3 separate regions of the Mus musculus genome follow, and all the other regions are linked to region 3. The links are chromatin loops, found by intact Hi-C in ENCODE. Cell type or tissue: heart. All regions are shown on one strand.

What was found. Hi-C counts contacts between places; a loop is a spot of excess contacts. Peaks named below come from ENCODE experiments on the same cell type or tissue, not always from the same donor. Only the 100,000 strongest peaks of a DNase experiment are listed, where the experiment ranks them.
Region 1: a loop joins it to region 3, with 8 times the contacts of the local background. A loop is called at or near these places in 7 of 42 quality-filtered maps.
Region 2: a loop joins it to region 3, with 2.0 times the contacts of the local background. A loop is called at or near these places in 2 of 42 quality-filtered maps.

What each region holds. Positions count from the first base shown.
Region 1 is chr11:11,962,850-11,970,849 of GRCm38, reverse strand. Grb10 (growth factor receptor bound protein 10) reads left to right here. Exons shown (of 17, transcript NM_010345.4): 3 at 208-427; 4 at 3,165-3,318. The coding sequence starts at 234. LOC102631979 (a long non-coding RNA gene) reads left to right here and starts at 3,325. Exons shown (of 2, transcript XR_381046.3): 1 at 3,325-6,297; 2 at 6,334-8,000. In heart, no CTCF peak of the experiment used is centred here; DNase peaks (open chromatin) are centred at 1,829, 4,459, 4,949 and 5,899; H3K27ac peaks cover 7,284 bases.
Region 2 is chr11:11,948,461-11,956,460 of GRCm38, reverse strand. Grb10 (growth factor receptor bound protein 10) reads left to right here. Exons shown (of 17, transcript NM_010345.4): 5 at 1,553-1,717; 6 at 4,802-4,958. Among named protein-coding and RNA genes, the nearest start is that of Ddc, 54 kb to the right of the region's middle. In heart, no CTCF peak of the experiment used is centred here; no DNase peak of the experiment used is centred here; H3K27ac peaks cover 7,030 bases.
Region 3 is chr11:11,840,511-11,848,510 of GRCm38, reverse strand. Ddc (dopa decarboxylase) reads left to right here. Exons shown (of 15, transcript NM_001190448.1): 7 at 1,809-1,875. Gm51937 (a long non-coding RNA gene) reads right to left here. Exons shown (of 2, transcript XR_003949848.1): 2 at 2,696-8,000. Among named protein-coding and RNA genes, the nearest start is that of Gm51937, 8.2 kb to the right of the region's middle. In heart, a CTCF peak has its summit at 4,070 (motif pointing right); DNase peaks (open chromatin) are centred at 3,300 and 3,890; H3K27ac peaks cover 6,887 bases.

The sequences.
Region 1 (8,000 bases), 120 kb before region 3:
TCCCAAATGGAATAACTTCATTTTGAACTATACATGTAGTATGTATACACACAGACTTAACTTGTATTGTATGTTACTAATATGATTTCATAGTAATATTAAAATACTATTTGGTTTAGGAGCCTGATCATCCAAAGATAACCATTTTGGTGGAACTCTATACCCTCACTGACATTTTTTTCTTCTCTTGCCATTTTTTATGTACAGAGCATGGTCTTGGGCTTCAAGTACTAATGAACAACGATATTAACTCGTCCGTGGAAAGCCTTAACTCAGCTTGCAACATGCAGTCTGATACTGATACTGCACCACTTCTTGAGGATGGCCAGCATGCCAGCAACCAGGGAGCAGCATCTAGCTCCCGGGGACAGCCACAGGCGTCCCCGAGGCAGAAAATGCAACGCTCGCAGCCTGTGCACATTCTCAGGTGGGCCAGAACATGTGCTGTCTGCACAGACAATGCGCTCTGCTCTCCAAATGGTGATGGGCAGTGACTGTAAAATCAAGTTAGATGAGTTTGTTCTCTTAATAGCAGCTACAGTTGTTGCCCTATAATCTTGAGGAAGCCGACCCGCAGTCCTAAAGCCAAAGCACAGTCCTGCCCCCTACCCTTGTTTACTGTAGTTTTCCCTACACACACAGAACAATGGTGAATTTTGGCTTATTAATTAGACACTATAATATGTACAACAATAATTAATAGTACAAAAGAACAATTATAATGCTAATGAAGTCATATGAGTGAGTTCTATCCTTCCTGTTGTGATAGTGAAGTGACACAAAGTGGTAAGATGGAAGGAAGAAAGTGGGATAGTTGTTGTGATACACAAGGCTGCTGTTGACCATCTGTGGCTATGTCATCAGAATTTTCAAGTCATGCCTCTGCCAGCTGACCTCAAAGAACTAAAAGTGCAGCTCTCAATGGCTTTGGGTATGCTGTGTAACATTTCAGCGTTTGGTGTGAACTTGCTGCCTGGCTTAGCAGCTATACCTTTTCCTGAGCTCCTGATTCACAGCAGATTCCTTAACCATGCTCCAGGTTCATGTTCCTCAGAGTATTGTCTATAGACCAGCTACAGTGTCCTCCAGGGCCTACTCAAAAATGTACAGTCCCCAGAGTGGTTCTGTTTTGTTCTTATCCCTAGGAAACTGAACAGAAATGCATAGCTGTGTTAGCAAAAGGAGAGTCCTGGAACCTTGAGAGAACTTCCTGGGAGGTGACAGATCTCTGATCTGAGTTCAAGCTAGTCAGAAAGTGGAAGGTTGGAGAGTGGAGGCAAGGAGAAGATTAGAACATATAAGAAAGGATAGATTTTGGTTTAGGTAGTGCAATTCTGACTTGGAGAGTTAAGGGGCAGGAAAGAGAGAGCAACATGGCTGCAGAGTATGTCGTGACATGAAAGCCATCTGAAGAACCTACAGGCCTGCAAGTGATGGGGCCCCGATATGAAGAAAGATGCAGTTAGGTGACAGCACTGCAGAGCAAGAAGCAGTCACGCTCTGCGAGTATGTGACATTTATGTGGAGTTAGAGAGCACAGAAGAATAGGAGAGCGGCTGGGTTGTGTTGAACAAAAGCAAACAGCATAGTTAAGAGTGTTCAGTAGATAATAGTTTTGTTGAGAGGAAGATGTGGAGCCTATAGTCATCTCTGGTTTATAAAAGCAAGCTGAGAAAAGGAGTGCTTGAGGAGCACTGCCTTTGTCTGGCTCCTTCTCAGGATCCCATGAGTTACAGGCTTGCATGACCGAGCAAGGATCATGAGCTCTTAATACAAGCTTGCCCCTGCCTCGCTGGGAATTCACAGATGTGTGTGCAGTCGACTATGCTTGGGATTGTTGCCCAGCCTCTGTCCAGCTGGAGTTCCAGCGGTTGTACTTTCTCAGCACTGCCTATTCTGGGACGTTCTGCTCCTCCCTGCTTCCAGAACCGTCTAAAAGGGTTCTTTATGGTCTGACATTAAATCTTCTTCAGCCTCAGTAACCAGCTCCCCTAGGTGTCCTTTCCCAGGATGTGGGTGCTGGGTTCACACTGCTGAGGGGCTCCCGGTGATTACAACAGGCTGGGTGAGCTAAGTGGAGGAAGATATAAAGGAAAAGTCTGCAGGAGGCCCAGACATCCCACAGGCTAAATGATGGAGCAGGAGGAGGACTTTGGCGAGGGAGAGAATTATTTTCAAGTGGATGAACCAGGCAAGGTTTTGGAAGCACAGACACCTCCACCTCCCAGGTCCTAGCAGTTTTGTAGCCATCTTGATATCTCTGGGTCCTGGGTCCTCTCCACAGACACTTTCATTTTGCAGCTTCAGGGACAGCCTCTTTTGATGTGAGCCTCTGTAACAGGGATTGCTTTCATCTTTTCATAATGCCCCTTAATTACACTTCTGGGCAGTGTCTGTGAAATGTTATAGCATTAAAAAAATTAATGAGGTTAAAAATGGAAATAATTTATAAATTTTCAATACACCCTAATAAAGAAGGAGGATTCTGTGGGCTGCTGGAACATCAGAAACAGCCCTGTCTGGTTCTGTAGATCAAAGATGGTGAAGCTGAAACTGCTACAGGAAGACCAGGATTTGTTAACAGTAAAAAATGAGCTTTCTGCCACATCATCAGACTGGTATAGGAACGACTTCCTCACGTATCACAACACAGATTCCCTTCATTCCTTGAGAGAGCTGGTATCTTAAAAGTCAGAGCATATGTTGCATAGTAGCCACCTTTTAAAGTGTTAGCGAACACTCGGGATTAATGGCCAATCCCCAAAATATTCTCATCTTAGAGAACAGAAACTGAACTCTTTAATAGCAGCTCCCCCCTCTCTTTCCTCTGCCCCTGCCATTCTACGTTCTGAATTCAACTGTTTTGTATGCCCTGTACAATGGAGTCTGCCAGTGTGTGTCCTTCTGCTACTGGATTTATAGCATAGGTCAGAATTCCCTTCCCTTATTGTCTGGATAATTTTCTTTTTAAGGCTACATGATATTTCATCACCCATTCACGGTTGGACAATTAGGCTGCTTCCTGATTTGGGCCACTGTGAATAAGGCTGTCATGAACATGGTTGTACCAGCATCCACAGAAACCCAGCATTTCCTTCTCTGGGGCGTAGACCCAGCAGGTGTGTGCTAGGATGGCAAACTAGTTTTTGACTCCTTCCTTATAGGCGCCTTCAGGAGGAAGACCAGCAGTTAAGAACTGCATCTCTTCCGGCCATCCCCAACCCATTTCCGGAGCTCACTGGTGCGGCCCCTGGGAGCCCTCCTTCGGTTGCTCCTAGCTCCTTACCTCCTCCTCCGAGCCAGCCACCTGCCAAGCATGTAAGTGGTCCCTGACTACAACACAATGATGCATTTCTTTGTGGAAAAAGGACAGAAGTTCTAAGATAGCCTCTTTGGGTTGATACTGAACTTTTTTTTCATGAGTTCTTTTAATGTGTTGGCCAAAATTCAATTTACTAAGTTAGGAATGTATCAGGGTAATTTTGCAAAAAAAAAAAAACAAACAAACAAACAAACAAACAAAACAAAAACAAAAAACAAAACATTAACTATGCACTTATGTATCATTTATTTATTTATTTATTTATTTATTCCTGAGGACAACATGTGTGCTATGATGCATATATATAATTAAAGAACAGCTGGGCATGGTGGCACACGCCTTTAATCCCAGCACTTGGGAGGCAGAGGCAGGTGAATTTCTGAGTTCGAGGCCAGCCTGGTCTACAGAGTGAGTTCCAGGGCAGCCAGGGCTACACAGAGAAACCATGTCTCGAAAAACAAAACAAAAAAAAAATTAAAGAACAATTTTCATAAGTCAGTTCTCTTTACACCATACGGGTCCTGGAGGATTGAACTCAGGTCCTCGGGCTTGTCACCCAAGTGTCTTTAGCCTCTCACCAGACTGAGGAATGCATCACTGTGTTCAAAGAATCTTTTGATTGTTTTGTTGTTGTTGTTGTTATTTATTGTTGTTCTTGCTGCTGCTGTTGTTTTTTAATTAATGATTTGATGTTTAAGGATGATTTTAGCTCTTTTAAAGAAGTTGTGTGACCAGGTCATCCGGGTCAATCAGCCTTTCTGCTATGGCACACCGCTGGGCCTTCCTGTGCAGGCACTCTTCAGTATGGGATACAATCAGAGCTTCCATCTTGAGGTCTTGACTTCAAATGCAGCCTGCTCAAGGCCAAAGAATGGCCACTTGACTCAGGAGATAATAACTGCCCTTTTAAAACTTGTTTCTCATTTGAAGTGGTACTATGAAGTAGAGAGCTAGTCACTGCCCCCATGTGAGAAACTCCCCAGTGACAGCCATTCAGCTTATCAGAGACATGAGCAGGGGAATCGTGGCATCTCAAACTCCCTTTAGCAGTGAGCTAGGAACAAGATGGCCCAGGGCTCAGCAGCATACCACACCCTGCCTGCTGCAGGGAGTAGAACATAGACAGTGACTTTACATGGAGGCTCTGCTCTGTGCAGCGCATGGGCTGCTGTGGTGCTCACTCACTTACTGCTGTAAGTCAGTACAGATGTCAGTCACCTACAGTAAAGTGAGGCTGGTGTCAGCATACAGTTGTGTCTGACCTAGTGTTTCGGCCTAGAGTCCTCACAGGCTTCCTGCTACCTTAGCTGCCTCTTTAAAACTTGCAATTTAGAAGATTCTGTGTTTTCCCACTAGACCCATTTTTTTCCACTTGCCCACCTCTGCTGTTCTCTAACACGGCGGAGCCAGCCAGTCCCATTCTCTGCAGTCTAGTGGCATACAGCACCAGGCTCTCCAGCAGTAGGCTTTTTTCTAATACTCTGCTGGCTTTGGAACACTGCTCCCCATGAGTGCCTCTCGAGCCGCCCGAATTACAGCACTGTCAGACTTAGAAGGTGAGGTCAGTGTCCCTTGTCTCGGAGCCAGCACTGTCCTGGCTTCTGCACAGGGTCACATGCTGAAGTGCATCTGGGCTGTCTACCTCCCTGGTGACCTTCTGCCTTGAGTAAGGATCCTGATGATCGTGCATGGTTTGTCCCCGAGGTTGTTTACAAGTTTCCTGTCCTGAAGTAGACCACAAAAGTACTGTCTGGCCCTCGCCTTGGCTAGCAAGAAAATGAGCCTCCTCCCCACCGATTGTCCAAATTTGTAAGAATAAGGAAACCCGGGAATTTTGCCTGCTCGTGTTTTTCTTGGGATCAGAGTTGGCTCTTCATGAGAACAGTGCACTGGCGTGTTTGTCGTCAGATTCCTCAAGCCAACTGGGACCAGTGAGAGCAGGGAAGGTGTTTCTCACTTGTGGAAGGCTGCTGTTCTTTGTGGCTGTTTTTAGTTTTATTGTGTATTTATTCTTTGATAACATCATACATGTAAATTATATATTCTGATCAATATCTATTTATTTAGTGGGGGGCACACATGCAGTACAGTGAGTATGGACATCAAAGGGCAATTAATTAAGGACTCAGTTCTCTTCTCTCATATAGATCCATGGCTCAAATCAGAGTAGTACCCAGGTGCTCAGATATGCAGAGCCATCTCACCAGCCTTTTTGGTTTTGTTCTGATCCACTGAGTTTTACTGAGGGTCAAGGTTATTTACCAAGCATGAGCAACTTATTAATGGCTACACCACTGAAGAAAGTCATCCCGTACAGGGGCTATGCCGATAGTGTAAAGTGAGCTAAATCCCGCTTGCTACCATCCAACAAACACTGCCCTGAGTACAGTTTGTCTGGAGGTCTGTGTACTCAGCAGCCTGGTGGGACAGCCTTAATTGGGAAGGGTGTGAGGGACCCCATTTCACTGAGGACTGACATAGTTACACATGACAATGGCACTAAAATGGCTACCGGTTGTATGCATTTCCAAGTTGTCTCAGCCACTGTCAGGATATATTTAGCTGCAGAAAACCAAACCTGGCTGGCTTCCTTCATGAGGACACTTAACTTTCATGGAGTAGGATATCTGGGGCAGAAAGCAGAAGCTGCCCTGACCTTGTTCCCTGTTGTGGAACTTAGACACTATCTCTGTAGGCAGAGCAAGTGTGACCAAAGTTGGGCCTGTCATTAAACACAACCTTTCCACCTCAGTAGGCGAACCAGGGGCTTGAACACATGCAGTGGTGACAAGGGAAACTGAGGTCCTATCTGGAGTATGCTGACACACCAGACATAGCACCAGACATAGCCATTGCTGACTTGTACTGTTCAAGGGCAGAGCTTCTAAGACATTGGGGGGATCAAGGGAACTCGGGAGAGGAGGTCTGATTCATGCTAGGTAGTGCTATAGGAGAGGAGGTCTGATTCATGCTAGGTAGTGCTATAGGAGAGGAGGTCTGATTCATGCTAGGTAGTGCTGTAGATGGGACCTTTTCTGAATTCATAACAAGCTCAGCAATGGCAGACCACACATTGACTCCTTAGAGCATGTTTTTCCCTTTGCTATTTAAACACAATTACTCTCATAATTTTTTGTGCCCCATCATTAATGGTGCATAAATACTGCCTCAACTCCAAACAGTTCTTTTCTCTTTGCTTCATTTTAAACATTAATTTTCTGGAACTGAATTGATGGCCTTAAGCAGGATTCTACTTCTGCGCTTACTGATGACCTCCGGGGTCTGCCTAGGCTTAACCTGCTCTTCTGTGAATGCACTGCCACTCGAGACCTCTGTATAGTGGGAAAATCTAATCCCGGCTACTATGTGCAGAGTAGACTCTCCTCTGCCCGAAGGCCTCAGCCATACATTTACTAGTCCTCCTGCTTTCGGTGCCTTCACAGCTAGGTGTGTCATCTTTTCTGCTGCCTTTTGAGATCTGAAGTATGGAGACCTAGATCTAGCCGAGGTTTAACTTGAGTTCTGGGATCCCAGCTTGAGGCAAATTGTGGCTGTTTAGAGAAGTCCCTGGACTGTAGCTAGAAATGAGACGGGGATGCCCAGTGAGACAGAGACAATGCCAGTATCCCGTGACAGCCCAGCGTAAGATATATCAGCTCATCCTGTGTCAAAAGATAAAACCCTCTGCTTGGCACCACCCCTTTCTCCTCTGACCTCCTACTCACTCACATCTCTCCAGGGAGGCCCTGCCTGGTTGCCTGTCTCCTCTGTAAGAGGCAAGCCCAGTGTGTAGAGGGTGAGCCCAGGCTCATGCAGTAAGGCAGGGCTGGTGGCCCCTTCAGAGCAGCAGCATCTCAGTTCCCTATCTGTCTGAGGAGGCTGGTGTCACTGACCCTAGCCTCTCAGACCAGTGGTGACATTAATTCAGCACATAGGAAAATGTAGGCACAGTGCAGCTGCTTCCTATATTTGATACAAGACCTAACGCCACAGCTGCCACTGTGGGTGCTTATTTTACCCTCTTCTCTTGTGGAATAGAACAGACCACCAGAGACTTGCTCAAACAGCAGCCAAGACCCAAGAAGGGCAAGGCCACTTTGCAGAGTCAGTAACTAAAATGTCAAAAGAATAGAATCTGTATCTGAGATCACTCACATGTAAGACCTTTGTTGAAGCAAGGTGCCACAGCAAATCCCAAGTAGCAGAACACCCCTGAGGAAACTGAACATTCGTATACCATCTCATTAGGAGTACCCTTGTGAGTTTTCCAAAAGCAGCCAGGCAAAACCACTAGCTTGGGCTGGGGGTATAGTTCTGTGGTGCAGCATTTGTCTAGCAAGTACAAGGCTGTAGGTTAGGAAACATGTTTATTCCATAGTTTGGGAAATTTTGCATTTTCCCCCACGTTCTTGGGAATTCACATTTCCTACTTGATCTTAGAAGACCTGAAAAAGTGAACAAAGAAAACTCAAATTAATCTAGAAATTTTTGAAGGAATTAAAAAAACTTTACATATTTTAAGTATTTATTAGATATTACATATTATAAAAATACATAAAAACAGTTCCCACTGAGCCTACTTTGAATATGGTGCTAAATTGCCCAAGATAAAAGTGAAGGCTGCCCCTGACTGTCACAGTTGATTGGTGGTGTTACTAAGTGCTCAGAGCCCCGAGCA
Region 2 (8,000 bases), 110 kb before region 3:
TAAAACTGTCTCATTTATAAAGGGTTTCCAAGGACTTAAAATATTTCCAAACTTTATTGAAAAGTGTACTTGGTAAGATTCTATGAAACTGCATAGACTTTGAAAGCAAGCAGAAGTTACCAGCCAAGCAGGGTTGCCTGTTCTTATGGACGAAGAGCCACCACGTCCATGTCGCTGAACCCTGGGCTTCAGCCTCAGATCTTAGAGACAAACCAGGGCTGTGATTTAAAACTGACCTCAAGAAGACTCAAATTTCAATTAATTTTTTTTTACTAAAATTAATTTAGCCCATCCAATTCATCCTGAAATTTCAAGGCATGAGGCAGCCACCCCCTCTATTTTTGGTTATTTGAAACAAAATCTTGGAGCCTCTGTGACAAGAAGGATTCAAAGTGCTGAGTAGCAGCTGGTTGGTGGAGGAAAAAAGGCCAGCTAGAGCAGAGAGCTCTTTATTCAAATCCTTACCCCAGGACTAACTATTTTTGTCACTGGGAAAGCCCTGCTGCCTGCAGAAAAGCTTCTGATGAGGCTGGTGTGACACCTGCCTTAGGCTAGCTTCCTCTACCTGCCTCAGCATGACTGTACTGCCTTTATCCTTCTAGGTCCTGCAGTTTCACAATAAAACAGTCACTGCTCAGAGGCTTAGTAAAGGATTCCCTGAGTATCCCATGCATGCCCTCCCCAGAACCCCTCTGGCCTTCTGATTACATCCAGCCATGACCCTACAAGATCTCTTGATATAGGAATCATTTAAACAGAGACAACTCAGGGTCCAAAAGCTTTTCTTTCAGACGCCTACCCCTGCTGCAGTTACTGTGCAGTGTCTGGGAAGAATGGACCATCTTGATGCTGGGGTACCAGCCTGTACACCCCCAGGGACCAGGCCGTCTACTTAGGGACGTCTTGCACTGCAGACAGATGGTGAGGGGGGCCAGAGAGGCACAGAGCTTCGAGTGTCCTGTTTTCTATTTTGATAAGGTGGGCCTCTGGCACCAAAGTCAGAAGATCTTTTCAATTCAGTAACAAGATTCCTTAGGTCCCGGTCAGCAGCAGCAAGGCCCATTACAGGAAGCTGTGGTAAGAATCTATGCCAAGACTGGGAGCAAAGAAGCCGGAAAGACCCCCATACTGTTCACCTGCTGGGACCATGAAGACAAAAGGCCAGAACACCACTTCTTACTAAACACCTTCCTTTAAGTCTGCAAAGAAAGGGGCTTTTGTTCCTTCCTCTATATGGTGAATGTATAAGAAATGACAACAGAAAGTCAGGGAACAATGGAACATTTTATTACCTCATGGGGCCCTTATAGCAGAGTGTGTAGTGGGCAAATTCAGCAAAAAGCACCTCCATCCCTCTTGAAAAGTTTTATACTGTTGATGTGATTGTACCCTGTCTTTTTCACATTACTGTTTTATTTTTAAAGCAATTAAGTATTTGGTTCGTTTGTTTGTGATGCTTTCCCGTTGCATCTTAACCAGTTGAGGTCTGCTTTCTAAGAATTGGGAGTACTGGTGAACAGGTATTTAGAGCCCTCCCCATCTCTCTACCAAGTTCCCTCCAGGCTTTCAGCTGTCGAAACTCACCCGTCCAGGTCTGTGGACAAAGACCACTGCGAGATTTTCAAAGAAACAACCTAAGAACCAGTGTCCAACCGACACTGTGAATCCAGTGGCACGGATGCCCACTTCACAGATGGAGAAGCTGAGGCTCAGAAAGGTGGGGTAACTTGTGAAGGGAGTTGTGGCTCCCTCTGATTCTAGAATTGCTGCTTAGTACCAGCCCTAACTGTCATGCCAAAACTTCTTGCCATTGCCAAAGTTACATACATGGAGCATCAGGCTCTGTGTGTCCCACTTACGTCAAAACAATGCTTCAGGGTTCAGATGAGGAAGGTGAGGCTAAGGTAGCTACCTAGATTTCAGGATGAAGTTATGGCTGTCCAGCTTTCCACCCCTTCCAGTACTATATAGATTCATGTATGCCCTGGACAATTCTCCCATGGAAAATAGCTGCCAGGGTTATGGCTCTCACCCTGCTGAAATATGAGTCGCTCGGGGCCCAGAACCTTGCTCTCGTTGAGAAAACCTTCTGTATCCACCCTGGGTAAGAAATGAGAGCATTCAGTGTGCCTAAGAGGCCCAGGCTGCTCCCAGGAGCTCTTGGCCCAGGATCTTGCACAGACCTATGAAATATACAACCCTTACTTGATTCCTTAATGAGCCCCAGCACAGCTCAGAGGTCTGCTAAAGAGACAGATGACAGTGTGGCACAAAATGCTTCACCTAGAACCCTCCTTTAAAAGATTCCATGGAAGGACGTTGGAGCTGCACACAGCATTAGCTTTGTGCCTTATATATTTGCTACAAAACGTCCCTTCTGTAGCTTCCAGCATTTACCCAGATCAACACTGCTGGTATGTGTAATGGTTTTTCCAGAGTTCTGTCTTGGAGGTTGTTTGGCTTGTGGGCAGCAAGCCCTGTGGAGTTTGGGGAAATAGCCAAAGAATGGTGTGTCAGTTAGAGTCTATAACGGGAGGTGTGTACTTTTCTGTCTGTTCCCTGTCACAGGCTTTGGGGTTCAGGGGGAGGCAAGGCTTAGCTATTTGCCCATCACGTACTGCCCTGTCCTGCCAACCTGGCTTTTTGCAGGAATCTCAAAGCAATGGCGATAAACCTGTGACAGAGTACGTGTTAGTTTGTACTGCCCAGACTATATATAGATCAGGGAGAGCGGTTGGCTGTGGAGCATTTGAGGGAAAAAGAAAGAGTTTAAAGAAAAATGCAGTGGGCTGAAAACAGACTTTGAAGCGTGGAGCCACGGCTGATCTGGGCAGGAAAAGTGGCGAGTAGACTTGGGGAGACATGAGACACATACTTCACCGCCACATAACTTTCCTGGAGGAGACAGTGTTTGCTGTAACCACATAAATGTTTCAAAGCTTAGGAAAGGAAGAGCATTCGGAGAGCATTCTGGGGGGTGGAAAGCTTCACTGACTTAGGAGGCCCTGTACACTGCAAACCAGAATATCAAATGCATTTATACTTTCCAAATTTCTGTTTCTTTTATGTTAAAGCATTTTAGAAAGAATGTTCTTGCCTAGAGACCACAGACATATTTTCTTGATTTGAATTAAGTGTTAGTTCCTAGACGGAGTCAGTCATTTGAGCTGGTCAAGGCAAACTTTCACGGAGACATAAATTCCAAAAGAGGGAGTGGTATTTTTCTTTAAACGTGAAAGAGAGTTTGAAAGCAAACCCTAAAATTTTTCTTAGTCAGGGAGTAGCAGGAGTAGAGAGGCCCTTTGGGTTCCCCAGCTTGTCTTGCATAGAGAAGGATCCTTCCTGAAACCCCTGAAGCACCTCTACCCCAACTTTTCTTGAGTTCAAAGGCCAGAGGAATATGGCCTTCCTCTACCCAGCCTCGTGCTACCTTGTCCTTCAGCAGTAGGGACCTTTTCTACAAGATGATGTAGACATAGGTCCTACCCACAGGGCCATAGTACCCTCTATAGTGCTGGCTTGACTCTTTCATAGAGCCATCCTTCTAACCACATAAACTGGAGACAGGACCAGAGAACTGGGCACCTGGAGGGAGTTTATCAGGACAATCAATAGTCAGCTGATGGCAGACTCAGCACTAAAGTTGCCACTGATGGGGCAGTTGGGGACAAAGATTAGTAGGAGGTTGGTCAGAATGCAGAGAGCCTCCAGCCTGAGTAGCCTACTAGGGTTTCACCACCCAAGGATTTTTGCAGTCATGCTGTGTCATTGCTGGTGTCACCAGTCTCATCAGCCTCAGCCCCAGGTCCCCCTGCAGAGAAGTGAGGGACGAAAGCCCACAGGTGGTTATATCAGTGCTAGCAAGGGCAGAAATAGGCTATTGAAGTGATTGATTCCTACCACAGGGTCGAGTAAGATGGCAGGCAGGCAGAGGCAGCTTTTACTAAACAGTGAGCCCAGACTCAGAGCAGGTAGGGAAACACCAGGAACAATCTACAGGCAGTAGGCAGTCACAGTTCAAACTGTCACTGTGTCCTTCTGACTGCCTATTCCATGCTGTTGGGATAAGGTCCTTGGCAGATAGTTGTTGTTGCTGTTGGGGGTTGTTATAGTTGTTGTTTTTGTTTGTTTAAATACATCTCCTAAAGACTGCATCCCCATCAACTGGAGAAGGTAGATTTTTTTTTTTTCTTAATCTCCCAAGATTTCTATGCCTTTTCCCCAGGAACTATTTGGTTTTTGTGGATTTGAATAGGACCTGGAAACTATAGCTTATTTTCAATCTTGGAGGAGAAAGATCAAGCAATTTAATGACTAAATTCTTCCATGCCCCTTTTCATCAGTCTAAATATTAGTGTATCCCTAATTCATTTATCTCAGCTTCCTCCTGTCTCTCAGGAGCTATGAACAGTATAGAGCTAACAGGAGTTGCAGACCCTTTGGGCTCTGGGGATAAAGAGAAAAGAGTCACCACAATTCAGGACAGGAGGGTCAACCCAGATATTTGCTAAGTTTATAAAAGTCTAAGCTGTCTAACCTGGGACCACCTGTAGTGTTTTAGTGAGTTACTCCCTAAGCTAGACTGGCAGCTTGGCTGTGTACTGTCGTGCCTATGAGGTTCCCTGGTTCCTCCAAAGAGAGGAAAGGGGATCCCATAGCCCTTGACCTACATCTGTGGAGCCAGAAACCCCACTTGTCCGTGTGTTGAGACACTTGTGTATTTTTGTTTTATCTTGTCTGTTTTTCCTTTATGTAATTGCCGAGTTGCTTCATATGTTCTTGTCCCGTTTGTGTGTTGCAGGATGTCAAAGTCTTTAGTGAAGATGGGACCAGCAAAGTGGTGGAGATTCTAACCGACATGACAGCCAGGGACCTGTGCCAGCTGCTGGTTTACAAAAGTCACTGTGTGGATGACAACAGCTGGACTCTGGTGGAACACCACCCACAACTGGGATTAGGTAGGGGACTGGTTTCCTAGCTTGGGAATACCACCTGGGGACTTCAGTGTGTGATCAAATGGGTACGCCACAGCCAAATGTAAATGTGTCATTTCCTGCCACATTGGCTGGTGGTCAGTAGTTGCTCTCCATTCCTTCTGGCCGCTTCTTTTCTCCTAAATTGCACTTTTCTTCCTTCTAAGTCCTCTCCCTCTGATACTCTGAGAATTTCTTCTTGAGCTCTCAGAGCAATAACTTCCCAAAGGCTTAGCCTGGGTCAAAGGTTCTTCTAGATGTCCAAAGCCCTGAGGGAGCTTGCTGCCCACCTGTGTGTTAGAGCCCATTGACCACTGGATTACAGCTGCCCAAATCAGAGAGTAGCTCACTCTGATGATAGGAAGAAGGGAGTCATGATTCCTTTGTGGTAGGGAACAGGAGTCAGGATACTATTACAGAGGCCTCTCATAGACGTATAATGCTTACATAGTGTCTTTGTGAGATGGCACCTGCACTGTGTGCGCACATGTGCACAGGCACGTACATGTCTGTATCTTGTCTGTGGAACAAGAGTATATTTTAGTCTGTAGAACATTTGAAGGTCCCTTTTCTGTGCTCAGTTGGTTCATCTCAGGTAAAGAAGCTTGTCAGACTTTTGCTTAAAATCTTATTTGCATGAAGTCTGAAGCCTGCAAAATCATGAGCAGGTATTTAAAAACAGAATTTTCACTCAATTAAGCTATAATTTTCCCATGTCTACCATGTCTTAAGAGAGAAATACTAAATTTCACAGTTTTAAATTCTGCTTATAACCCTTTTGAAAGATTAGTAAAGTGGATTGCAACCTCTTGGCTTAGAATATTTGTTGAATTGATTGGCACTCTTCCAGCAGATAGTATACAGTTTTTAAGCATAGATAATGTGATGTGAGCTTGAGCCACGATTTTTCCACCTCTCTTTGGACTTCCAGATACCAGTAATGCTTTGCTGCAAGCACACAGAACTCTAGTGGGTGGTTTCCGTTACTTTTCCAATGACTACAACAGGAAAGTTTGTGGGGGGGGGGGCTATGGGGTGGGAGAGGGGGCTTGCAGTTTGAGGATTTAGTCTAGGATAGGACAGGTCATGACAGCAGGATTACATTTCATCTACAGAGAAGAGGCAGATAGGGATGGCTGCTAGGTCACCTTGCTTCCTTTGAGTTCTGGACCTAGTCTATGGCCTGGTGCTGCCCACATTCAGAATAGGAGCTCTCCATATAGACTGTGGGTCTCCTCTTCCTGGCTCAAACCCCTCTGGAAACCCCTTCACACATTGTTCCCAAAGGCATGTTTCTTAAATGACTCTAAATCCAGCCATACTGACATGAAGTTTAACCATCACATTCATCTTTCCCATCTACTACCTATGTGTGTGACAACTGAGCCTTTCCCATTGCCACTACCTACCTTCTGCCATATTCCTTCACCTGCTCCATAATGACTGAACTGCACTGTGACAGGTACTTGTGGTGTACAGTCTGTGGGTATAATGGCATGCACTGAGAAAATCAGTACAGATACACACAGAGGTCTTACTGTACAGGGACAGCCTGGACATTGCACTCAATTCAAGGGTTTCTGATTAGAGCCCTTGATGTGGAACCACCATACAGTGCATAAACTAGATAGTAAGGCTTTGAAAAGAACTAGAACAAGAGCGCCTTATTTGAGGAAGTAGAAAAGAGGACACCCATGCATATATAGCCTTCTGATGGCAATATTTCTGTCCCTTTCTTTGTTCTTTTCTCAGTCATTTTAAAAGTATACTAGTGTACTTTAAAACTAATAGTATTTTATTTTGAAGTCAAACTAAAATGGGGAAAATATAAAAGAAAGAATAAATGAAATTATTTTAAAAGAAACAGGAACCTTTGGGTTAAATTTTGACAAAAAAGAAATTAATGAGCCTCACAAAGCCAGAATCTAGAAGAACTGCATATGTGTTTAGACGGTTTCCCTCTGGTGTCTTTTCCACACTGGTTCCTCTCTTGTTACTGACAGTAAAACACTCACCACCTAGGCTAGTGTGTGTGGTAGTGGTGGTGGTGATTCAACCTATCATTTAATTAAAACAAGGAATATAGCTAATTAGCTCTTTAAAAGGAAACCCTGTTTCTGCCAAGGTTGCACAGTGGTCTCTTGTCAGGGTCCTACTAGTGAAGAGATGTGGCGCTCACTCTGTGGTTCCTCTCAGAAAGCCCTCCTCAGAATCAGCCGCCCTGCTACTGAGGGCTGAACCACAGGTCTGTGGAAGGCTCTTTGTAATGGATGTTGCTCTAGGGTGAGTTTCTGGGTCCTGGCCTGAGGCGTGGGGCCTCACCTATACTCAGTGTAGCACCACCCTGCCCTACATTCCTGGGACTCACCGTCTCCATGGAGATAACTCTCTTGGGCAATTCTATATTGAGCCTTCTTATTAGGGAGGAGGACACACAGGGAAATAGCACAATGTGCAAGTCTTTCAGGCTAATTCTAAAACAAATTATGACCCAAAACTGTGACAAATGGGAGCATAAGGATAGTATTCTGATAGTTTTAGTTCATAGGTGACCTCAAATTAAGGTCTTCAAAACAATTACTATGCTGATTTTAGCAGCTGATCTACTGGAAACTTACCCAGAAGTTAAAGTCTTTTAGGTAGACACAGTTGCGCTCGTGTGACCCAGCTCCCTTTTCACTAGAAGAGTCTGTAATGACCTACTGTGGTTACTGTGGACTGATGGAGAAGCAGTGACAGAAGTGTTCTTGCCCTGTCTTCCTTGTACCGCTTGGTTTCTCCACCATTTCCCAGCTTCCTGGGGAAGGAAACTGGAGTGGATGTTGCAGCTGGTTTGCATGAGGAGCCACAGTGAGGCCCCTCTGGGGTCCACAGACGAGCAGGGGGAAAGCATGATCCTTCAGGGCTGTATGGGCTAGCTTGGCAGTCGCTGGATACCTGAAACCACAGTGGGGCCCAGTTTCCCCTGCCTCCTTCCCGGGCAGCAAGCCCTCCCCTGTGTACGTGCAGTATATGTGCAGCTTCCCC
Region 3 (8,000 bases):
GATCACCTGGTGTCAGCTCAGCAAATACATTTCTGCAACAGCTCCATGTCCAACAAAGTGCAAATTACAGAGCAAGGACATTGAAGCACACACCTGAGCAATGTTCTGGTGTGTCTTAACTGACCCTACCGGTGGCTCTCCGAGAACTATTCTACTCACGCTTGCATACATCTTATGTGACCTCAGTGCATGTCCTCTCTGGTGTGCTTGCTCTGTGTTTTATACACATTCACCGCCACCACCACCAAACTGGGGAGGGCTGGGGGGTCTAAATTCTTTATTCTATGGAAACTATGTTCTTAGTGCCGACAGATACAGCTGACAAAGGAATATATATAGTATAGGAATAACTACCCATGTGACTGAATTACCTCTTTTTGACCCAAAGCACCGTACTCTGGAAATCTTTTGTAAGTCCAGTATGGGCGACCATCCATGAAAACCAGCAGTTCCTAGCCTCACAGCTCAGAGCTCAGATTTGTGTATATTTATGGTGTGTGTATGTGTGTAACTATTTCTGAGGAGACTTGAACACGAATGTACCCACCCCAGAGTGGGAACACATGACAGATTAAAGCAAGACCACCATCAAAGTCCAATATAGTGAACCCATGAGTTTTACTGAGTAAGTATACTACTCACAAGAATATGGGTGAGGGGTTGGTTACAGGAATAGAAATTACTCAAGGCAACTGTATCACCAAAGCCTCCCCCAGCTTAAATGACAGCTGGAATCCTGGTGCATAGGGAAAGCAATAGGCTGGAGTGTCCTTTTCAGGTAGTTCGTTGGTCTGAGCCTCTTCCTGGCAGCTCATCTTGTCTGAGAGTTCTCTTAGAAGTCCTTTCTGTTTATATATGCGTGGAGATGGAGGAGCCTATTGAATCTGGCCAGTTTTAAGGACTTCCTGAAGCAATTGAGTTGTTTACTTCCTGAGCTTAAAGAGCTTGTCTGCAGGGTGATATGTTTGACTTCGCCTTAGAACTTCCTGTGTCTTAAGGAGCATCCCTCCAAGATGGATAGTTTTATCTTGGAGAAAATTGCTGCACAGCAGCGTGTGTGTGTGTGTGTGTGTGTGTGTGTGTGTGTGTGTGTGTGTGTAGACCACAGGAAGACATTGGTGTCTGTATTGTGTTCTCTACCATACATTTAAAAAAAAAATTACACACACAGACACACACACCCACACACACATTATGGGTATGAGTGTTTGGCTTGTATTTATGTATGTGTACCATGTTTGTGCCTGCTACCCACGGAGGTGAGAAGGAAGCATTGGATCCCTGAAATTGGAGTTATTGACAGTCTTGAGCAGCCATGTGAACTCTGGGAAGCAAATCTGGGTCTTCTATGAGAGCATTAAGTGGTCTTAGCTGCTAAGCCATCTCTCCAGCCCTTCTACTACTCTTTTAGGCAGGATCTCTCACTGAACCTGAAGCTCACTGTTTTGGCTAAACCAATTGACCAGAAAGTCCCTAGCATCCACCAGTGTCTGCCCCTCCCGTGCTGGGTGACAAGCTTGTGACACCGTGCCTGGGTTTTATGTAGGTGCTGGGGATGTGAACTCAGGTGCTTTTGATTTCACAGAAAGCACTCTGACCCAGTGGGCCATCTCCCCAGGCCACAGTTCAGACTTCTGTTCATAGGTTTCTTCTCTTTATCCCGTTCGGTATCAAACGATTAAACACACATTCATGGGTTTCCATCTCCATGTAAACATTCATTAGCATTGTACCTGGGCTAACCACTGGCTGCGTTACAACAACAGCAACATGGGAAATAAAAGGGTTGTTTGTTTTTTACCTCCTAGGTGGTCGCTACACTGGGGACCACATCCTGCTGTTCTTTTGACAATCTCCTGGAAGTGGGTCCCATCTGTAAGTATCTAATTCACTCTTCTTTTTGAAAAGTATTCTTGACATGGAGTGGAAAACAAAACAAAAACAAAAACAAAGCTGGGCGGTGGGGGCGCACGCCTTTAATCCCAGCACTTGGGAGGCAGAGGCAGGCGGATTTCTGAGTTCGAGGCCAGCCTGGTCTACAGAGTGAGTTCCAGGACAGCCAGGGCTACACAGAGAAACCCTGTCTCAAAAAACCAAAAAAAAAAAAAAAAAAAAAAAAAAAACCAAAAAACTAAAAACAAGACATGGAGTGGGGAGTTTATCCAACCTTTCACTTTGAGGGATGTTCATCATCAATAATTCTAACCATCATGATTGGCATATCTCGTGTTATATTTACAACAATGTAACCCCATTGGCTTAAATTCACAAACTCAGAGTTTGAGTTAACTAAACAACGGCTAAGCTTAACAACACCAATATATTATGAAAGGGAGAAAGTGTCCAAGCACTTTGTGCTAATATAATGTTTAGGATATGGTGGCCATATTAAGGAAACTAAGCTCTTCAACATTTGGAACAACTACCCCCACTTGAAGGTCCTGTTGCATGCGTGACATACACACAGCATGAATTGTTTGTGCTTGAATCCAGTCTTTAGTCACACCCACTTTAAAGTATCTTTGTTTTTTTAAAAGAAAATAAATTACTGTAAGCCAGAAAATGTTGATGCATGTCTTTAATCCCAGCACTTGAAAAGCAGAGGCAGGCGGATTTCTGAGTTTGAGGTCAGCCTGGTCTACAGAGTGAGTCCCAGGACAGTCAGAGTTGTGTTTCAAAAGAAACAAAGGAAAGATAGACAGGCATAATTTATTGTGCTGTGCTATGCAGTGTGACATTTTCAGTGAGGGTAAACACCAGTTAGAATGCCATGTGTTACTTCTGAGATGTGTACAAGCAAAACAAAGCTTTCCCAATGACTGCCTTGTGGAATGATAAATTTCTCAGACATGCCCATCAGTAAGGAGCACATAGCTGTTCATATTGATTTAGCAAATCAATGCTTTCAAGCTAAACTTCTACAAAGAACACTCAGTTTCAGATAATTTCCTGGGCCTCATGCTTGCCTCCTTCCTCCCTAGATGAGGACATTTTGTCTTTCTCATCGAGACTAGAATTCTGTTTTAGCTGCAAAATGAAGAAATGCCTGTGTTTCCAAAGTTTCACCTTTGATGCGAGCTCTGGGAACTCAGCAGGCCTTGGAACTGTTTCTAAGGCACCAAGGATATATCAGCCCATGAAACTCACCCTTCTCTGTTCCTCAGGGATGTAAAGGCTCGGGTGGAGCTGTCCCTAGCAAGCTCTCTGACCTCAGCCCTTCGACTTGTGCCAGACATCACGCCACCTGCTTGGCATTTGGCTTCATTGTCACTTCGTGTGGGCCAAGCACGTTTCCCACCTCTCCTAACCCCTGATTTACTTGTGGTCTCTTCTTCGGAAAGACTTCTTCTCCCTTGGGTCATTGTTCCCTGGCCAGCAGGAGACAATGGTGGATGTGGGGGCTGGCCATGACCTTAAGCGGCAGGGAAGCTTAGAGCTTACAGCTGCATGTCTTAAATTCTGACCTTCATTTTCCCCTATCAAAAAATTGGAAAGAAAAACGGTTCTCATAATGGTAAAACAGTATTTCCTTCACAGTGCAGCTCAGGGGAGTTCTTGCAGACAATAGGCTGTAGGAAAGGCATGTACTGCGTGTAGTACATGCTTGTACTGCCAGGACCGTGAGGCTAATCACCAACCGTGAGAAGTGGGGTGGACACAGCCTTGCCATTCACTCAGGATTTGGCTCCACCTGTTATGAGCTATGGCACAGCTGTGATTATTACTGGCTAACGGCAGCCACACACAGCAGGCTGAGAACACACTGAACTAGCTGGCCATCCGCAGTATGGCTGTACTGTGGGCCTCGTTAGCTGCAGACCTTCACAAGCTCAGCCAAGCAAGTCGAAGTCCTCTGACTCAGATGTCAGGCCAAGGACTGAATGTCCTGGCCAACAGCCGGCTGATGTCATTCCCCAGGGCTATCAGATTTAAAGCACCGAAGTCTTCTGCCAGATAGAGACTACACGGCTGCTATCCCTGAACTCAATCTGGCTCCCCACAGGAGCAGGAAGATGACAGCCAGCAGGTGGCCCCTGCCATTAATGCTCACAGTGCTGGATGAGCACAGCTCAGGCTGCCCTGCTGTCCTGCAGCTCCCTCTGGCAGGCGGTTCGGGTGCTGTGGGCAGAGCCCGATATGCACTTTGCAGTTTGAGTTCAAACCCAGGGATTGCTCTTAGGACAGTGTTGGGGGTGCTAACAGGCCAACACCTACCCCTTTCATGCATGGCCAGTGTTCATCAGGGCAATAATACTAACTGGTGGTAGCGTCTTATAGTTAAGCCTTTGTAACCCACCGTCTCTAAGCCAATGCCTTTTGTTTGCTGGGGGTGGAAGGCGATCAGCGTTTATTAAAGAGAGAATAAGTTATAGCAGATGGATAGGTGGCAGCCTTAGGTACACACATGGGGACACTGAGGAAGGGGAATAGGTATACTATGGCCTGCCACAGCTTCATCCCAAGGGACAGAGGGGCTTGCAAGGAGGTTGTACGCCATGGTTACCCTGGCCTGACTTCTGCATAATGAGGCATCCTTTTAGAAAATAGATTGTAGTAGCAACAGGAGGCCAATGGCTTTAGAAGCAAAAGGTGGTGGGTGTGGCCTCAGTGGTAATGTGCCTGACATATGTAACTCCCTATATCTGGCTGTTGTGTGTTCATGCTACATCCACATAACTCCTACATGTGTATGTGTGCTGGAGAGCCTGGATGATGGGGCTGGTCTTAGCCAAGCATGTAAGATGCAGAACACAGAGGCATTGTCAGTACTGTCTCCCTTCCCCTTAGGACCAGGAGAAGCCCATACAGAAGCTTCTAAGGAGCATTTGTGAGTTCTTTCTTGTTGGAGTTTGGAGTTGATCCAAGTTGCAGACTTCTCAAGGCGGTCCTTGCGACTGAGTACCCTTGTTTAGACACTAGCTACAACCTGAGGACTCTTCAAACTCCTTTAGACCCCATAAGCTGCTAAAGACTCTAAAACTTACTGAGAACTGTCTCACAGGGATGGTTGAAGATTAGAGATTAAAATCAGCCAAGGAGACACACAGGACAGTCTTGAAGTGTGAGCACACACAGCTTCTGGTGAACTCTGAGGAGTCACAAGGGCATGAAACACTCTAGCCGTATATAATATATAACTATATGCTCTGAGTAACGACATTCCCCTAGAAGGCAAGGCTCTCTAACCTTTTGCTGCTTGTTTTTGTGTAGACTTGGTCCTACTCAGACCCTCCTGGAAGCCCAACTAGAACCTTTAGAGATCAACTCCCCCAGAAGTGAAAATTGCCTGGTGTCTCCATCACTAATCATAGTATCAGACTGTCTGGGGCCAAAGCTCCAGGAAAAAAGAGGTCTATAGGTCATCTCTCAAGAGCAGAGGTTAGATTTTGCACGTAAACTTGATTCATCGTATAGAATATTTTCCTACCTACTGAACCAGGTTTATGGGTGACACATTCTAGAGTGGCTTTAGCTGTTCCCCACTTAGTTGTTGAGACTCAGAGTGAAATGTCTTTCATCTAGGTGCTAAGAAACAAGCTCTGAGATACCTAGGGGTGCAGCCAAGTGGCCTGTTTTCTTTTCAAAAATCATGCCCTTCTCTCAAGGATGGAGGATATGGGATAAGCAACAGAAGGGTGTGAGAGAAAAAAGAAGCCTAAATAGCCTTCTAGACCCTAGTTTCCCATGCCAAGGTATGAGGGTTTCTTGTGGTTGACCCACGAAAACTCTCCATCTTGTTTTGTCTCACCCCTTCATCTGATATCCTGAACGGAACATAAACAACGGCATCTAAGGAGCTATGTTAGAGGACTTCAGCCGAAAAAGCAAATTCTATAAATAGAGGTCTATGTGGAACCCAAGCAGCACCCATGGAAAACATGACATCATCTTGTTTCAGTCCATTTGGGATGCTCCACACAACACCACAGACCCCAGAGTGTGTAAATAACAGGAGTTCACTATTTAAACGTCTTGTGTGTAGAAAGGCAGGAGTAGGGCACTAGTTGATTTGTTGCCTGGCTAATGGGTAGCACTTTCTATGTATAATCACATGGTAGAGGATACGAGCAATCTCTCCGGTGTCTCAGGATTCCACCATGATGATCTGGTCACTTCCCAAAGCCAATGGATCCAAAGGATTTAACAGACATTCAAATTACAGTGTGTCTTGTCTTACAAAGGAGTATAAAGCTCTGCCAGTCTCATGGTTAATCTGAGTGATGGCTGTGATGACCATCCATCACTCATATCCTGTTGCTCCTTGGGGAGAGTCTTGTGTTATCCTAAGGCTGTGTCTCTTGCTGCATCCCACTGTGGGGCAGGGGAGGGCGTGTGAGCACTTGGTGAGTCTGACACCTTCACCCTTGCTTCAGATGACTTGGGTTTCTTGTTGTATCTTAGATTTTGATGGTGTTCTGGCAGAGTGGTATCCACAAAGTTTATGATTCATTTGACCTTGACTTACCAAGAGGTTTAATTTGAAGAATAATTGAACCAAAGCTTTGGAATGTTTCTTACATCCTTTATCAGCAGAATTCACAATGACTTGTTTTTCCTCCCAGCACACACATTAATGATCATCATGTATGGAAAATCAGGGGTGGTTGGGTCATTCTGTATGAATACAAGGACAGCAGGCTCTTCACCTGTGCAGGGATAGCTGCCTGCTATCTTCTCTGTAGCCTCAACCTTCCTATCTTAACTACCTCGTGACTATATTTGGTGCTTGAACTGTTTCTCGTGGTGTGTTTTTCCTAGATAAGATACAAAAAAGCATTACTCACCTCAGACAAGAAACTAATTAAAGGCCCAAATTAACAACTCCACAAACATCCGGCTTGACTGTACATCGACTGTATTGGGTTATTTACAGGCATTTGGGTGAGAAGTTGCTCAAAGGAACAGGGATTGCTCAAGGGCAGCTCCATCACTGAAAAACCAAGCCCAACTTAACTGACATCTCACAGAAGCTGCACCCTGGAGCTTCCAGCATAACTTGTAGGCAGCTCTTCTGGACAGTCTCCTTTCCTTAGCAGCCATTGTTATTAATATAACTTTGGGAGGCTGGGTAGAGTGGGGTGCACATTTTATAAATTTTGTAAATTTCAGAAACTACCAGAGATCGTTGAGTTTGTTTACTTCCTGAGTCTTCCAGAGGCCTCCCTCTGGCATGGAATACTTGTTTCAATTTATATATTACTATACCATACATGAAAATTCAGGGTTTGTTTTGTTTTGTTTTGTTTTGTTTTTTTGAGACACAGTTTTTATGTGTGACAGCCCTGGCTGTCCTGAAACTTGCTTTTTAGGCCAGGCTGGCTTCAAACTCATAGGGATCTCTGCCTCTGCCTTCCAAGTGCTAGGATTAAAGGCCTGTGCCTTTAATGCTCTGCTTGAAAATTAATAATTTTCACTGACTTCTAGGTGATAGAATAGGCAATTTACGAGTATTATTTAATGTATACTCAAAGCTGTATCTACCACCCTTACCCTCAGAATAAAGCTTAGGCTACATGACTAAGGGCACATATATGCTTGCCGAGGAGGCTTTCTCATCCTCAAAGAATGTGAGCACTCTATCTTTAAGGCTCTTGTGTGTGGTGGTGTGGTGGGGGAGAAGGTTAGTGATGATTGTCAACTTGATAGGATCTGGACTCTTGTAGGAGACACACCAGGCACACCAGTACCCTAATTTAGATTAGATTAGCTGCTGGCCAGACCTTTAGAGGATTATCTGGATTAAGTTAATTGAGGTGGAAATCCCACCCTAAAGTGGTAACACAATTCTCTGAGTTAGAGTCCTGCACTTCATTAAAAAATAGAAAGCTAGCTGAGGGCAAATAGTTGTCATTTTCTGCTTCTTGGTCATGGATTGACCAGGATGACCTGCTTCAAGCTCCCATTGTCAGAACTCCTCTATGTTGAACCTCGTAAAGCCAAGTAAAACCGCTCTCCTTTAAGTTGCTTTTGTTAAGGTATTTTATCATAGCGAGAGCAAA